Regions from separate parts of the Homo sapiens genome. Here region 2 is linked to region 1. A link is an interaction called in ENCODE POLR2A ChIA-PET data of the cell type or tissue named here. Cell type or tissue: CD4-positive, alpha-beta T cell. All regions are shown on one strand. Each heading gives the region's core, and the rest is flanking DNA. Links, peaks and the distances in the headings are about the cores only. Region 1 overlaps ZNF783 (zinc finger protein 783). Region 2 holds the start of ZNF777 (zinc finger protein 777).

Region 1 (8,642 bases), core at 191-8,190:
GAGTGACCTGGGGGACAGGGTGGTGAGGTCCACTTGGAAACCAACATAGACTCCTTTGCCAGGTGGTGGTGTGGCCATCAAGACAGAGGCACAGTCTGAAGACGAGATGACGCCTGAGCGGCTCTTTCTGGGGGTGTCCCGAGGCCAGACCGAGTGTAGAATCCCCCGAGGGCCCAGGAACAGGCCTGGGGGCCCCAGCCGTCATCAGGCCCAGGGCATGCCCAGGGTGCGGGCAGGGGAGCCACGGCCACCGGGGGCCAGTGGGGAGACGCCCCGAGTCCTCTCCCGCAGGCGGCAGCGGGCATTCCCCTGCCCCGACTGCGGGCAGAGCTTCCGCCTGAAGATCAATCTGACGATTCATCAGCGGACCCATGTGGAGGAGGGGCGGCAGGAGGCCCCCGGCCGCTCGCCCACCAGCTGCGGGGACAGCCAGGCCATGCTGGAGCCGGGGGAGGTGGTGGTACCCGGCCCTGTCATCCGCTGGCTCCCCGAGGAGCCTGAGGGTCGCCGCTCCGTGGCAGGGGGCCGTGCCTTGGTGGGGCGGCGGCCTGCAGCCAGCAAGATGTACCACTGCAGCGAGTGCCTGCGCTTCTTCCAGCAGCGCAAGAGCCTGCTGCTGCACCAGCGCCTGCACACCGGCAATGGCCAGGGCTGGCCCGCCTGCCCCTACTGCGGCAAGGCCTTCCGCCGGCCCTCGGACCTCTTCCGGCACCAGCGCATCCACACCGGTGAGCGGCCCTACCAGTGCCCCCAGTGTGGCCGGACCTTCAACCGCAACCACCACCTGGCCGTGCACATGCAGACCCACGCCCGAGGCCAGGTGGGCCCACACTTCCCTGCCGCCCCCGCCCGCCACGGGAGCCTGCCCCTGCCCTGGCCCAGCCGGAAGGAGGAGGGCTGACCTGGCAGGAGCCCACAGAGGACCCCTGGCGGGGTCTCTCCCCTGTGCCTGACGCAGGTTCTTCCTTTTCCTGGGATGGAGAGAGGTTTGTTGTTTTTACCCATTCAAATGGGAAGCTAGCTGCCCTTCTGGTGACATTGTGTGTGACCGGGTGCTTTCTGTTTCCTGTTTGCACTCTTCGCTGCCTTTTCTGCATTCCTGACTTCTAAAAGATGCCTTAAGGCTTAAGGGATGCCATATTTTTGATAAGGCCTCTGGTAGGTACCACAGCCAAGAGGACCAGAGATCATGGCCCTTCCAGTATGGGGGCGATAGAGACATCGGGGACCTGGGATTTTTGTTTTGTGCAGAGATCTCCTGCCTGCTGTCACCATGAGAAACAGTGGAGTGGAGTGGATGGATGGCCTGACTTGAAGAAAGGGCCCTGGAAAGTTTTCTACTTTGCTATTTTGAAATTTTTTTCCCTTCTTATAGAGACTTTGAAATACTTTTGTAAATGTGTGTAGTTGTTAATGGAACTTTGCCTTTTGCAAAGTCGGAAAGAGTCGGCTTTTCCATGTGAGGCTCGCAGAGCTGAAAGGGGAGCTACGTCCACCAGCCTGTGGGTCTTTTGGTTTTTTTTTTGTTGTTGTTGTTGTTTTTTTAAGATGGAGTTTCACTCTTGTTGCCCAGGCTGGAGTGCAATGGTACAATCTCCGCTCACTGCAACCTCCGCCTCTCGGGTTCAGGTGATTCTCCTGCCTCAGCCTCCTGAGTAGCTGGGATTACAGGCGCCCACCACCACTCCCGGCTAATTTTTGTATTTTTAGTAGAGACAGGGTTTCATCATGTTGTCCAGACTGGTCTCGAACTCCTGATGTTAGGTGACCCGCACACCTCGGCCTCCTGAAGTGCTGGGATTACAGGCGTGAGCCACCACTCTTGGCCCAGCCTGTGGGTTTTGATGGGGATGTCTTGGCTGCTGTCTTGGAGGCACAGTGTCTCCCCATGTGTGTGTTTCTTGGCCCAGAGTGACTCCCAGTATTCCTAGTCCTTCCCCACAGGATAGTCACATCCATTATTTACTTTTGTTGTCAGCTGGGAGGGGAAACTGAAGCCTGGACACGTCTCCCCAAGGGCTCAGTGTTCATGGGTGTGTAAGATCCATTGACTGGACCCCAGAAAGCACCCTGAGGGGCAGTGCAGAGAGAGCCCAGGAAGCCCCTCCACTAGAGGAGGCCCTTGGTCTGGCTGAGGACCACGTCCACCCTGGGCCTCCAGGCCTGCTTTTCACATTAAAGGCGGGGCAGTCTCCTCTCAAAGGAGTTCTCCCTTGAGCACTTTGGGCTCTGGGGCAGAGTTGGGCTAGGAGATCTGGGTGAATCCTTTAGTCACAGCTAGTCTCATGTTCCTCTTCTGTCAAAGGGGTCATGGCCCCAGTGTGTCCTACCTCAGAGTTGTCAGGGTCAAAGTAACAGGCACTGGGACAAATATGAAGCCTAGCTTTGTGCTTCCTTTCAAATTCAGGGCCTCCTTTCTACTCCATTCCAGCCTTTTTTTCCTGTCAGAATCCCTCAGGAAGGACCTTTATCTTCTGGAGTGAGTGGCAGTTCCACTGGGTTCAGTGAAAGAGTCGCCCATGGGGCTCTGTTCCCCAGGAGTCCTTTGTATTTTGGTGAACAAATTCTTACCAAAGCATGAGATTCGGACTGTAGAAGTTCAGACTGCCTCAGTTCAGACTGCCTCATGGGGCAGTCTGGAGGTCAGCTGGCTTCTGGTGTCTCTCATCACACCACTGCGGACGCTGTCTGTAGAGCAGCCTTGGTGTGGGTGACTCTGAAGCTGGAGTGATGGGACCCCAGCTATCCTTGTTTTTTACCGCCTTGTCTGGCACTGTGACCACGCTTCAGGGCTGCTTCTGGGGGTCTTGGTCCCTGGATGTGCCATTTCCTTGCCCTTCTGACCCTCACACTTCTTCCAAAGTCTTGAGCAGAGTTGGGGGCCAATGGTAGCATTGCTGTCATCTCTGGGAGGAGAGTGAGTATACAAGTCAGTGACAGTTCAGCCAGGCTCCCTTGGGTTTGGGAAGAGGCACTGCCCTTCTGTGCTGTGGATCCTGCTTGTCTGCTCTGGAGTCCCCCCACCCTTGCCAGGAGCTTCACAAACCAGAGACGGGCTGTCAGCAAGAGCTCAGACAGGATGTGGTGCAAGTGCAGGTGCACGAGTTTAACCCTCAGCTGCAGGAGCTAGTCTCAGGTGTTCTGGGGATGCCTCAGGCTAAGAATTTTGCCGACTTTCTGGGCTTGGTTGGCTAATGCCAAATGCCCCTGCTTAAATATCACAAGGTGCTGATTCTCCTTTTTTCTTTTTTTCATACCAATGTGCTCAAACTTTGAGCTAGGTCTTGTGAGTTTGCCTAGCACTCAGACCTGTTTAAGTAACGTTCTTTACATTGAAACAAGTCAACCGAAGCTTTGTGGTGCAGGAGCTGAGGGTGCCCCAGACTCAGTGGGAGCCCTGGTTGGGCCCCAAACTCTCCCAGCAGGGTCCTCGGTTTCCTCATTTGTGAAATAAATGAGTGGGCCACGACGTTAATAAGCCCAAGAGAACTGTGAAGGTGGTAGTCCCTTGCCCTAATTGGTGCTCAATAAAGTTGTTGGCATAAACGAGTGCGTGCGCTTGATCTGGTTTCTGCTCTCTGGGAGGTGAGTGGCCGTGCGGGGCGGTGGCAGCTGGCGACACCTGCGGGCTGTTGGGCACCAGCCCGGGGCGGGCGCTCGCACCTGTCGGGCGTGCACAAAGGCCCGGCGCACGCTGTGGGGGCGGGGCCTCCCGGGTTGGCCAATGAAAAGCTGGCACTGGGTCGGAGGCGCCAGCCAAGTGGGGGGCGGAGCTTCCACCACCGGCCAATGGGGATCTGGCTTCGGGATGTGGGCGGGGTCCACCCGGTCGCAACCCGTTGAGTCTCTGCACAGCTGCCGCGCTGACGCGTTTTCCGCGTGTCCCGAGCCCCGGCGGCCCCGCGAGCTCGGTCCGTGCGGGGAAAGCAGGGCTGACGCCGTCTGCGGAGAGGACTGCGCAGCCGGGCTTGTGTGGGGCCGCGCGTAACGGCAGCGGCTACTCCCTGCCCAGGCCGGCCAGCACAGGGCCATGGCCGAGGCGGCTGCGCCTCCGGTAAGGGCGACCCTCATGGAGGCTTGGGGACGTGGAGCCGAGTCCTGAATTCGCCAGGAGGATGTTCCACCCCCCACCATCTCCGGCGACCTCCTGGAACTGGGGAGGGCTCAGCCCGGGTGGCAGGAGGAGGACAAGGACTCCTAAGGCCACACGATAAACGCCCTTCTCGCTCTCCGTTTCCTTGCCTGTGGAATAAGGTGATTGGCAAACACAAGATTTGGAGGTTCCCTCCAGCCCTGATATCCACTGGACCCGGCTCTGGGGGGACAGTGGACTGTGGACGTCTTCATTCCAGACTCTCCAAGATTCCTCTTTCTGGACCCGCCTTTTGGCACCGCCCCCAAGTCGACCATCTCAAAGATCCACCCCTCCCTCCAAGCTGAGACCAGTGCCATGGCCTGGGGAGGGATGTCCGCTGCAGTCTGCTGGAGCCAGAGTCTGGCTCCTGGCTGTGAGGTGGGCTCTAGACTTGAGCTCTGATTCCAGTCAGGAGGATTCTGATGCCTGCCCACTCTTTCTAAAATTCCCTGACAAGTCCTTCTGGCTGCTGCTGAGGGGATCTGCATTGTGAGGACTTTTGGTTAGGGGCTTCAGGCTCAGGCTTGACCTAGGCCATTGCTGGCCTGCATAAGAACTGTTGAGATTTTCATAGGTTTTTAAAGGTAGAGGGGCCATCTCCTAGTATAAATAGCTTTGCAGTGGTTTTGGATCCATTCCCGGGTGGCACATTTGTGGCAGGGCATTGCAGGGAGGTGAGGATGTTTGCCCCTAATCTGTGAAGACGGTGCTGCCTCCTCTGAGCTCCACTTCATTGTATCAGACAGAGGCCAGACTTGAGGATGAATAGCCATGCTGTGTGGGGAAGGAAAGGGCCAGGTATCTGGTGTCTGGTACCTGGTATGTGTGGGACGCTTTGCTGAGTACGTTTATTGGGGAGGTCTCTGAGAAACTCAGTTGCACAGAATTGGATTAATCACAGTCTTTGGTTCATAACACATTCAGATCACTGGTCCATAGCCTTTATATTTGTTTTTAAGAATATAACAGGTGCTAATGTCATACACCATGAGTGCTTTTTCATATCTTCAGTGCATTTCATCCACACAGCCACCTTAGGAGTGAAGGAAGTTAGGATGTCCCCATAAGTGAGAAAACAGAACCTTGGATAAGTAATGTGGCTTGACCTCAGGTTGTGCAGGATTCAGATGGCAGGAGAGGCACTGAGTCAAGTTCTAGGTGAGTTCCATTTCCAGGAGCACTCCCTTTATACCTCAACTGTTCCCTGCTGAGGCATTCCTGGATTTTAAATTTTATTTCTAGCAATACACAATATATTTTCCACCTCCTGTGAACAGGGTATTCCTTGTAATGTTTCTTTGTTCTTTCCTTTTCTGCTTTCAACTTTCTCTGGCCCCTGTTGCCTGGCAGCTAGGAGGGTGGAGACCACCCTGGGGCTGGTTGACAAGGCACCTGGATCATGGGGATGTGGTATCAGGCGGGGCAGGAAGTCACACCAGTAGATGTCAGGGTGGATGGGCCTTAGAAATCACCAAGGCAGAACAACAGGCCTTTCTCCCCTTGAGCCCACTAAGGGGTGTGGGCTTGTTCTAGAAGAAGGTGAGGAGTCAGATTGCTGCCTGGGTGTGTGTGCACTGGACCCCAGGTCCCCTGGCAGGTGTTCTGGACTTGGGCTTCTCACCATTTCTTGGCTCCTGCTGCTGGCCGTGTTCCCTAGTTGGTTGAGTAATTGGCTGAGTAAATAGAGCCAGTGAGTGGTAGAGCTGGGATCCACTCTCTGTTCATTTATGATGGTAATGTTAGTTATGTCATTTTCCGTTGCCCCGGCTCTTGGTTCAGGATTCTTCTCGTGGGGGCTTTGTGCGGTCCAGTGTCTGCTGTCTTTGACTATTAGGTGGGGTCTGTTTGGGGGTCTGACCAGTGAGGCCGCCTGGCACTCAGAAGACGTCTCCCCCATTCCGGAGAATCCTGACCTTCCTGTATTTGGGAATGGCTCTGGGCTGCTCTCCTTCTGGTGGCTGACTTGCGAACTTGTGTCTGGTTGCAGGACTGGCATTGCGGACTGACCTCCAGGGAGAGGCCCAGATCTGATCTGCAGAGATCTCCCTTCCGGCTATCGTGGCTGCTGTTCAGGTGGTGGAGAAGAAGATGGAACCCCAGGCTGCCTGGCTACAGAGCCTGGAGGGATGCATGTGGACAGCCAAGAAGAAGCTGGCTGACTGCGAGAAGGTGGCTGTGGAGTTCGGGAACCAGCTGGAGGCAAGTGGGCCGTGCTGGGGACCCTGCTGCAGGAGTACGGGCTGCTGCAGAGGTGGCTGGGGAACGTGGAGAACCTGCTGTGCAACAGGAACTTCTGGATCCTGCAGTTGCCCCCGGGCAGCAAGGGGGAGGCCCCCAAGGTACAGGAGCTGGGTGTAGGAGGAGAGGCCCTGCCTGGACTCTGTAGGGTGGCCATATGCATAGCGTCGCCACAGCAGCATACCCTTGGCTGCTGAAGCCTGACCTCTGGGCGTCCAAGGCAGTCACTAGTTGACTTTAAAGGGCTTGAAAAATGTCAGAAGAAAATTGTGACACAGAAAAATGTCTGCTTTGGAAGATGGAATGGGGTTTGTTGGGAGAGATATGGTTGTGCAGCAGTGGTTGTACATGGTCTCTGAGAGTGAGGACTGGCACAAGTAGGAGATATGTGTGCCTGGGAGAGGGGAGAACCCAGGAGCCCCGATCCTAGATCCCATTAGTCACTGGTTCTGCCCTTTAGCTGAAGGCAGTGTGATGGAGTTGAGTTTGCATTTGCTTAGTAGTTTGGCCTGCGATGCCCTCTGCTTCGGGGGAAGGGAGAGGGGACGAGTTGGTTTTGGCTGCTCCGTGAAATGGTTGTTATTCATGGTGGGTGCAGGCAACTTGTACTTCCAGGTGCCTGTGACTCCTGAAGACACGGTCGGGTATTTCTCAGAGCAGCAGGGTGGCGGCCTGGAGGACTCATAGAAGGAGTTCTGCAAATGTGTTGTGAAGGGGAGCTGCGACACCCTGAGCTTCCTGGGTGAGAGGCTGGCCTCTGGGGGCCTCCACACCTTGGTTTTACTCCTTTATTCAATCACATGAGACTCCTGAATCTCAGAGCAGGAAGCATGTGGAGATCATTTCTTCAGCCCTCTGTCTTCAGGCAGGTAGAAGGTATCTGTCATTCTCATTTTGAAGTTTTATGTAATGAAATGCAGAGGTTATGTGACTTGTTCCAGATTTCTTGGAGTAAATAAACTGGAATCTGCTCCTCGCTGTCCTGCCCTTCGCGTGGTGCCAGAGGCAGCTCCTGCGTGCACACCTGTGGCTCACCAGCCTATCTGCTCCTGGGGAGCTGGGGCCTCCCCTGGTTTACATCTGCATCTCTAGGACTCCCACGCTGCACTCTGCACACTGAGTTCTCAGGAGATTCCTGCTGAGCAAAGAAGGATGAATTGTAGGCCTGCTTTTTTTTTTTTTTTTTTTGAGACGGAGTTTTGCTCTTGTTTCCCAGGCTGGAGTGCAATGGCGTGATCTCAGTCACCACACCCTCCGCCTCCCGGGTTCAAGTGATTCTCCTGCCTCAGTTTCCTGAGTAGCTGGGACTACAGGCATGGGCCACCACACCCGGCTCATTTTATATTTTTAGTAGAGACGGGGTTTCTCTATGTTGGTCAGGCTGGCCGCGAACTCCCAACCTCAGGCGATCCTCCCGTCTCGGTCTCCTAAAGTGCTGGGATTACAGGAGTGAGCCACCAGGCTTGGCCAGGCCTGCTTTTAAGGATGCCCCAGGTCCAGAAAATCAGGGCCAGGCCTGGGAAGTTCGCTCCTTCAGGCAGGTGTGCGTCTTCGTGTGAGACTTGATCAGACCTGGGTTTTTGTAGCTACCCCACTCCGAAGCTCTCCTGCGTGAACCTGGAATTCTCACTGCTTTGGGCAGGTGAGCAGTTGGCTTTTTGTCCAGTCTCTCCCCTTGTTGGGAGGCTGAGGCCCAGAACACAGTGCCTTCCCTCTCTTTGCCTGGCTGCAGAGGTTCCTCCTTCAGAAAAGGGTCCCAGTGTGCTGTGGGAGGCAGGGTGAGGAGGCTGTCCGGCCTCAGGCGAGGAAGGAGAAGCACGTGGAAGGAAGGGCAGCAGGAAGCCTGAGCCTGACTGCCATGGATGGCCAGACCCACTCTTGGGCCTCAGTTTCCTCATCTGTCTGGACTAGGTGACTTGTCTATGTGGGCAGTGGATGGGAACCCTTCCTCTTGGCCTCATGGCACTCACTTCTAGCCCACGAAAACTGAGAGGCCTTGCCCACCCTACTCTCCATGCCCCTCAACACACGCCTTGAAGAGGCTGCTCCAAGCCTAGCAGAACACCCTCCCTTTCCAGGCCTGCAGAGGACAGCCCTGCCACTGCCCTTTTCCTCCCCACAGGCCAGGCCACCACCAAGCCAGATCTGGCACCAGTGGAGAAAGGAGACAGGCAGGCAACTGCAGCCTGCCCAGTGCGGAGAGGGGCCAGAGCCCGGGCACTGGTGAGTCCCTCAGGGTGTGGGCCTGGGCCTCTCCACCTGCATCTGG
Region 2 (8,642 bases), core at 505-8,504, 170 kb after region 1:
AATAAAACCCAAAGACAAGTATACACATAAAAAGTGCTTCCGTTTGGTAGCAATAATATGTGCCCCTCATATGTGAATCTCTTCTAGAGACCACAGCACCAATTTAGACATCAATTATACCACTATTATGAACCGCAAATGAAAGATGATTATGCTACCTTTTGTTTCTCACAGAGCCATCTCCTTTTTCACAACATACATTGCACGGGTACCTTACGAACAGCAGTGTGGGAGAGCGGAAGGGTGCTGGACTCCTGTTAGAGCTTTTGGCCCTGTCTACACCTATTGCCACCTGTGTCACTCTGGATCGGTCGTTTGACCTCTCTGTTCTTAGTGTCCTGTGTCCTCATCCATAAAACGAGGATAATAATATCTGACACACACACTACCTGAGTTGTTGAAGCACTGAACATAAAACTTTGAGAAACAAAAGAGCAGAATTTTGTAAAAGCCAAGCACTTACTATCCCACATCTCCCAGCAGGGGTGGGGGGCTCACCAGCAGGGGCCAGAACTGTTAATGTTCTTAACTGGAAGGTGGACTTGGCATCCAGCCACCACCACTTCTACCAGCATTAGGCCTTTGTGGTGCCCTGGGTTCCTTCCTTCGCTTGGTCCAAAAGTGAGGACATGACATTATCTGAAGTTTCCCAGACTCTTACTCTTTGATAACAGTTGCATTGCAGACTCATATCAATGAGTCAGTATGGTATATGTATGTTTGACTTGGAAACATCTTCTATGTGCCCGGCCCCTGCTGTAGAGGCTGAACGGGCTTCTGGGTATTCTGGCCTGGCTTCTGCTATAAGCAGAGCGAGACATCGAGGCAGGTGAAGGCAGGCAATTCAACCACTCCTAGGAGTGGGCAGCAGTCCATTGCAGCAGGTGTGCTCAGGTGGTCTGGGTTCCACCCTGGGGTTTCCGACATGGGGAATGAGGAAGTAGTGAGGCCTGGAAGGATGGGGAAGTAGAGCAGAAGTCAGCTGGACTGGTGACTTGTATCCAGATTTGGGGGGACTAGACCAACATAAAGACTTGGAGTCCTTCTGGGATCTCAATGACCCACGCTCTCCTTGTTCCTCACCCTGCCATACTCACATCGAGAGAATTCCTGAATCACTGGGGAGGCGAAGCCACGATCTTCTGTGAGTAACTAGTTATGTATTTACCTAGATCATCAGTATCTTTATTGGAACCTAACACAATTTCTCCTGTAACAATTTCTGTCCACTCCCTCATCATCTTCCTTCAGTCAATCTGCTCAGTCACTATGCTCTATATCCAAGTGGTCTTTAATTAAAATTTCAATTTTCTTCCGTTGAAAATTGGCATAGCCCCAGTGTTCAGTCTGACATATAGTATGTGTTTGATAAATGCCGGCTGAAGAGTAAATTGTTGAGTTACAAAAAAATTATTAGGATAAACAATGACGTTCCTTTAGTCACCTATCAGAGACTTATCTAAAGCAATTCCATATCTTCTACAGCTTTTTTCTTTTATTGGTTCATTTATAGGTGACTTAACTGTGACAGCATCACACTTTTAAGCCACGGATTGAATATTCAAGATCCTATTCACAAAAGGTTTTTGAGATAGTATCGTCTAATAGCCTCTGCCGCGAACCAGACATGAGCGCTAATCAGCTGAGAATGGCTAACAATTATCCAGCATTTATTATGTGCCATGAGCTGTGTTAAGCATTTTAAAGGATTATCTCATTTAATCCTCACAAAATCTATGAAACAGGTACTACTAGAGTTACTATCCATACTTAGTACAGGAAGACACTGGGGACAGGAGAGACTAAGCAACTTGCCCCAGGTCACCCAGTGGTCTGGTTCCACAGCCTGCAGGCTACCTTGAGGCCTTAACTGTCAACTGAGGCAGCTGGCCAGGCAGGTGTGTGCTCTGAATCCTTTTTACCTCTAAAATCCCGAGGCCTGGATATTATTTATACACAAAGACCTGTGGCAGGTTTGATAGGGTTGGGAGAGGTGGGGAGGAAGGCCTTGCCTTTAGAGATATTATCATTTAAGTTGGGGTCAGGGACCTCTTTGAAAACCTAATGAAAGTTTTGGGTTCTTGTCCTCAAAAAAGACAAAAGGGCACATACACAGAATTTTGCAGACATCTTCAAGGAGCTCACAGACCCCTAAACCTGCAGGCTCATCAACAGCTAAGCCACCTCTGAACTCTTCATTCCCTGTGAAGGAAGCGCTGGGGGCCCTGGAGGCTAGGCGCCTGGCTCTCAGGGAAAGTGACTGCCTAACGCAACACAATAGGCACATTACAGCCCTTGCCTTAGAGGGAGATTAGGGTATCTGCCTAGCACTAGAAAGAAGAAGAGGAAAAAATCCCTGGGGAGCAAGTTAGTCTCTCTGAGTAATGCAGAGGTTTAACTGAAACAATGAAACAAAACAAAACAAAACAAAACAAAACAAAACAAAACAAAACCCTCCAGTATAGTAAACAGAGCCAGCAGACCAAGGCATCTTTACCAGCTAGACAAATCAGAGCTCAAAGGAAAATACTATTTCTTTGCTATTATTAGACTGTCTCTCTCCATTTCCGGATTTGGAGGACTGTAGAGGGGCCACAGGAGGGTGTTCCCTCCCTCGCCTCCCAAATAAAAGCCCTTTGCTATAATTTAATCCATCCCGGTAAACCTGCCGCTTATCTTACCCTAAGCAGAAAGAAATGACCAAAGAGAGGGAGGGAGCTGTAAATATACCTAAAACGAATAAGCTCAAATTCTCAAATTCCTGGTAGGGGGTTGGAGGGAGAATTCTTCTGAACCATATTTGTAGGATTTAACGGTCCCTCCTTCCCCGACGGATCAGGAGTGGATGGATTCTCCAGGATTCATGCCACATTAGCAGAAGCATCCATAACCACAGTATCTGACTTATTAAGAAAGTCATGGCATTTTTTTGAATGACCCAGTATGGTTCACCCAGCATTATATACCATTCAAGGGCCCCGAAGGCCTGAGCCCAGAGTAAGGCATGTAAACATCTTCGTTTGATTTTATTTTCTCATGAGTTTTTTTTTGATTAAAGAATTGGGATGCTTTTTAGAAAGCTATATATCCTGCCTCCTTCCTGTGTACACAATAGGAAACTGAGGCTCAAAGGCACTGACTCCCATGCAGTAATCCTCTCACTAGCACGGCCAGGGCGTCTCAAAGAGCAGGTCTGCGGGAGGATCTGAGGGATGATTTTTTAAGAGTGTCTTCCTGAAGAGGAACATCAGCCCCCAACCCCTGAGAAGCTTACTCCCCAGACACCATCTGTCAGGGCACTCAAAGTTTAGCCTACGACCTTCCAGACGCAGAGGCCGGAGGCAGAGGCTGGAGCTCAGAGGGTCACCTGCTCCCACCGCGGAGATGCCCAGCTGGGCGCTGCCCGGCCTCCCCCGCCGCCCCCGACGGGCCGCGTCCGCTGCCAGGGCGGCCCAGCCCCTCACCCAGGGGCGGCCGCCGCCAGAGCCACCCCCTCCCCGTCCAGGCCCGCAGCCCTCTGGGCAGGCCTTTCTGGGGCTGCCGCACCGTGCCACGGATGCCTTGCTACGTGACCTTGGGGCCGGCAGGGCGGGTCGCCGCCAGGTGTCTGTGCCTCAGTGTCTCCGTTCTGCGAAATGGGAGAGCCGCGTCAGCGCCGCGCCCGGGCCGGGGAAGGCTCCGCGGGGCCGAGCTCTGCGGAAAACGTGCCGGCGGCTACCCCGACGGACGCAGCGCGGGCCCCGCAGGGAGCGAGCGCGCCTCCGGGCGCCCCACCTCGGGGCCGCGTGTGTGCCGGGCCGGGCGTGAGAGCAGCCTCCCTCGCACGGACGGCGGCGAGGCCCGTAGCCCTCCCCCACCGCCCGGGTCAAGACGCGCGGGCCCCCTCCAGGGCGCCCCCACCCCCCGCGCCAACGTCGTAGCGTTTCTGCCCCTTACCGAGATCCCAGGCCGGGCCGCCGAGCCCGGGACACGCAGGCCGTCCCCGGGGCCCCGAGGCCGCGCGTCCGTGCGCGCGCGGGCCGCCCTCACAGGAGCCGGGGCCGCCTCGGCCATGGCCCTGCGCTGTCCGGCCCGGGCCCCCGGAGTCGCCGCCGCTACTGCCGCCGCCGCTACTGCGCGCGGCCCCACGCAGGCCCGGCCGCCCGGCGCTCTCCGCAGGCGGCGCCGGCCCAGCCCTGTCTTCCCCGCCGGGGCTCGCGCGCGGCCGTCGGGCCCCGGCCTGCTCGGGGCGCGCGGGGCGAGCGGGCGCGGGGTCGCGGAGCCCGAGCGGCGGCGTCGGAGCTGGGCGCGCGGCTGTGCGGGCGGCCCGGCCGGCTGCGTCCCGGCGGCGAGCTGGGCCCCGGCCCTCAACGGCGGCCCCCGGCCCGCGCGCCGCCCCTCTGCGGCCGCGGCTGGGACCCCAGCTCCGGCCCCGGCCCCGGCTGCGAGCTGCGCTGCCGTCCCGGCGCCTCTTTAGCAGGGGAGCTGCACAGCAGCTGCCATGTTGCTACAAACTGCATCCTGGGAGGCATGTCCCTCTCAGGCCGTTTAAAGAGAAACACTCCGAGGCTCGTCGGAGGCTGCCGGAACCCAGACAGCTCCATCTACAGCCGGTAGGAGCGAACAGTGTCGAGCGAGCCGCCCGGCGGCGACGGACACGCCCTGAGCCCGGGCCAGCCCGTCGTGGAGCCCGGGCCGAACCGCCGGGGCCTCCCACCCTCCAGGACCCTCCGGCCTCTCACCTGGGGTCCTCGCCTGCCCAGGCACCCTCGGGCGAGGCCGGGAGGCGCGCGGGCGGAGGCGCAGTCGGAGCGCGCAGCCCAGGCGACGTGCTGGGGTCTGGAGGCGGCTTGATTGGCTCCGACAGCCTTCCTCCCGCCGATCCCCTGCGCCTCTCACACCCAGAACCCGGGGTCGTTCCCTTTCAAAACCTGCGCTCACAAAGGGATCTAAGAAACCCGTCACACCAGAGAAAGCCCGGAGTTCATGTGACCAGCTCAGTGCAGCCCGGGTTCCAGGGACGCGGGCTGTGCTTCCAAGGGGAGCCAGGGGGTTGGGTGCTTTTGTGAAATGCCCGAGTGTTGTTTTCGACATGAAAGGACCGAATTCCTAGAATCAGACCCTGCTGGGGCTGGAAGTGGCCAGACGGGTCATTTAGGAGGAAACTGAGGCCGAGTGGGCAGCGACTTGTTTACCCTCAGTCACAGTATGAATGAATGCTCTTTGTAACCATGAGAAGTCCCAAAAGAAATGCAGGAGCTTAGAGTTGAGAACTCCCCTTCCTGGACAGGTCCACTTAAACATGTATTAATTGAATACCTACGAGGTGGCGAGAACTGGGGATGAATTGAAAAGGAAAAAAAAAGAAGAAACTATAGGCAGGCGTCCTGGTTACTAGCGATGAAGCCCAACTGGAACTAACTTAAGTGAGGGAAGACGGCGGGGGGGAGCAGAGGACATTGTGTTTACCTAATGGAACCCCAGGAGTGGAGCTGGTCTTGGAAGGCAACAGGACTCAGTATGCTGGCAGCTCAGATAATGGAAAGTTATGGCCAGACGTGGTGGCTCATGCCTGTAATCCCAGCACTTTGGGAGGCTGAGGTGGGCAGATCACGAGGTCAAGAGATCGAGACCAACCTGGCTAACGTGATGAAACCCTGTCTCTACTAAAAATACCAAAATTAGCTGGACGTGGTGGCGCGGCCCTGTAGTCCCAGCTACTTGGGAGGCTGAGGCAGGAGAATCTCTTGAACCCGGGAGGCAGAGGTTGCAGTGAGCCGAGATCGCCCCACTGCACTCCAGCCTAGGGGACAGATCAAGACTCCGTCTCAAAAAACAAAAAAAAGGAAAGTTACAGATAGAGGTAAGGCCAGAGCTATGCATCCTGTCCCCTCCCTTCCCGGAGGCTAGAGTTCTCACCCAGGTCTTTATGCATTAACTAACATGTGTGCATTCGTAAACAATGCACACTACTGGTTTTGGTATTTTTACATTTTATGTGAATGATATTATCCAGTCCCTATCCTGTTGCAACTTGCTTTTTTCCATGGGTCATTTTGTTTTTGAGATACAGACATGTTTAAACAAGAATATCTGGTTCATTCATTTTACCCACAATATAGTATTTCATTGAATACATAAACTACAGTTTACGTTCCATTCCCCCTAGAGGAATGAGAACAAACCTGCTGCCAGCGACATCTGCATGCATGTCTCATTGTGCACTGCTAAAGTGCGTCTCTAGAGACGCCTAGACATGGGACTCTGGATGGCAAGAGCACCTTCATCTTTCCCCGGCTTCCCGAACTGCTCACTGAAGGGATGGTGCCTACTTACACACCCACTATCGTGTGATTTTCTCTTTCCCCATCCTGGCTCATACTTACTGATAATGGACTCAGAACGTTTGCCGACATGATGACTGTGAAATGGTAGCTCATTATTTTAATTTGTATTTGTATTTCCCTGATTAATGAAGTTGGACATCTTTTCATGTTTACTGACATTTGGTTTCTTCCTCTGTGAATTTCCTCTTCATATCATTTGCCAATGTTTCTGTTGTGAGATCTTTTTCTTATTGGCTTATAGGTATTTCATTAAAAATCTATTCTGGATCTTAATCATATCACCAAACATTTAATGTGATTACTAATACGATTGCATTTAAATCTACCATCTTACTAGTTATTTTCTGTGTGTTCCAGGTGTTCAGTGATACCTCTCTCTCTCTCTCTCTCTCTCCCCAACTGCCTGCTTTGAGGTTGAGGTTTTTTTTTTTAATTCTATTTTTATATTAGTATTCTATTTCTTAGTAATTTCTATTTTTCACCATTCTCTTACTAGTTACATATAATTTTAAATGGTTGTCCTCAGTTTTACAATATACATCTTTAATTTTCTAACAGTCTACATAAATTATGCCACTTCACATATGGTGTGATAACCTTACAACAGGTTATCCCTACCATCTTTTATACTGTTGTTAGCATACATTTTATGTTTATGTATATAATCTCCACAATACCTTGTTAGATGGGCAGATGGCAAATATCTTCTCCCAGCCTGTCTTTTAACATGTTTCATGGTAAGTGTTGCACAAACATTAAAATTATTTAAAGTATTATTTATATGCAGTGTAATGCACAGATTTCAAGTTTATGGCTTTTCTAGCTTTGACAAATGCAAAGACTTAAGTACTCCATACCTGCCATCAAGATATAAAACATTTCAGTCGGGCATGGTGGCTCATGCCTGTAATCCTAGCACTTTGGGAGGCCGAGGCAGGTGGATCACCTGAGGTCAGGAGTTCGAGACCAGCCTGGCCAACATGGTGAAACCCCATCTCTACTAAAAATACAAAAACTAGCTGGGCATGGTGGCGGGCGCCTGTAGTCCCAGCTACTCTGGAGGCTGAGGCAGGAGAATTGCTTGAACCTGGGAGGTGGAGGTTGCAGTGAGCCGAGATCATGCCACTGCTCTCCAGACTGGGCAAGAGAGCAAAAAGTGTCTCAAAAAAAAAAAAAAAAAAAAAAGATATAAAGCATTTCATTACTGAAGAAAGTTCCTTATGTTTTTTTTCAGTCTTTGAGTTCTGATGAATCCATGCATCTGTGTTCTGCCATGGTAGATTACTTTTGCCTTTTCATAGAAATGGAATCATACATATACACTCTTCTGTATGTAGGTTCCTTTAGTCAGCATACTGTTTTTGAGATTCAGTCATGCTGTTGCATTTTCAGTAGTTCAGTCCTTTGTGTTTCTCAGTAGTACATATTTCATTTCATAAAATGACATGCTTAATATGAATTTACTCCTATAATTGTGTATACTCTTGGTTTATTTTCCCCTCACAAGATTACCAACTATATATTTGCACATTAATACTGAATATTGTGTAATCAGCTGCAGATTTTTGTTATGAATTTATCACAATAGGAATTGTTTCAAAAACAGTATTAAATTGTTAGCAAAAAGTGTTTTGTATTTTCTTCAGTAAATGGTTCTTCTTTTTAAAAACATTTTGTATATTATTTTATTATTTCTTTCTGATTACTGCATTGTGGTTTTAAAGAGTAGCCTGAGTAAAATAGGTTATTTGGAATTTGTTGTGATTTGCTTTGCAATCTATTTTTGTAAATATTCCATGTATACTTGAAAAGAACAAAATCTCTAATTATTTGGATAAGACTAGTTGAATATGCTTTTGAAATTTTCTATATCCTAATTTTTGTTTATCAATTACAGAGAGAAGTATGTAGAAATCTCCCATTGCGATTTTTCCTTTTTTTCTTTGTAATTCTGCCGTTTTTTGCATTATGTATTTTGAGTCCACGTTGTTAGAAACATAGAACCTCATTTTTTTCATAACATTGTGATCTTATTTATCCTAGTAATGCTTTTTGCATTAAAGCCTGTTTTGTCCAGTAATATTAATGCTCCAGCTTTCTTTTGGTTAATGTTTGCTGGTATGTCTTTTTCTGTCCAGTGAGTTACTTTGAACTATTTTGTGCCCTCAAGTTTTAGGTCTATCGCTTGCAAACATCATGTGACAGGATGTCAAGCATCATTTTGCCTGTGTCTGGGAATTGAGGCTAAGGCTCAATACTAAGGACAAAAGATGTGAGGAACCCCGCATTTTAACTTCATGTGGCCAAAAGGAGTTG

Evidence for each region. ChIA-PET counts read pairs that join two places held together with the same protein. Peaks named below come from ENCODE experiments on the same cell type or tissue, not always from the same donor. Only the 100,000 strongest peaks of a DNase experiment are listed, where the experiment ranks them.
Region 2: POLR2A ChIA-PET joins it to region 1 with 23 read pairs; 8 of 35 experiments call an interaction of 5 or more read pairs at or near these places.

Annotation. Positions count from the first base shown.
Region 1 is chr7:149,281,443-149,290,084 of GRCh38, forward strand. ZNF783 (zinc finger protein 783) reads left to right here. Exons shown (of 6, transcript NM_001195220.2): 6 at 63-3,546. The coding sequence ends at 901. It also overlaps the pseudogene LOC155060. Among named protein-coding and RNA genes, the nearest start is that of ZNF783, 24 kb to the left of the region's middle. RefSeq lists an enhancer at 1-527 and silencers at 3,541-3,890, 3,991-4,168. In CD4-positive, alpha-beta T cell, for the core only: a CTCF peak has its summit at 3,572; DNase peaks (open chromatin) are centred at 3,069 and 3,769; H3K4me3 peaks cover 1,756 bases; H3K27ac peaks cover 1,355 bases.
Region 2 is chr7:149,456,094-149,464,735 of GRCh38, forward strand. ZNF777 (zinc finger protein 777) reads right to left here and starts at 4,969. Exons shown (of 6, transcript NM_015694.3): 1 at 4,722-4,969. RefSeq lists silencers at 3,630-3,989, 4,000-4,079, 4,370-4,439, 4,610-4,949. In CD4-positive, alpha-beta T cell, for the core only: a CTCF peak has its summit at 4,620; a DNase peak (open chromatin) is centred at 4,558; H3K4me3 peaks cover 1,054 bases; H3K27ac peaks cover 448 bases.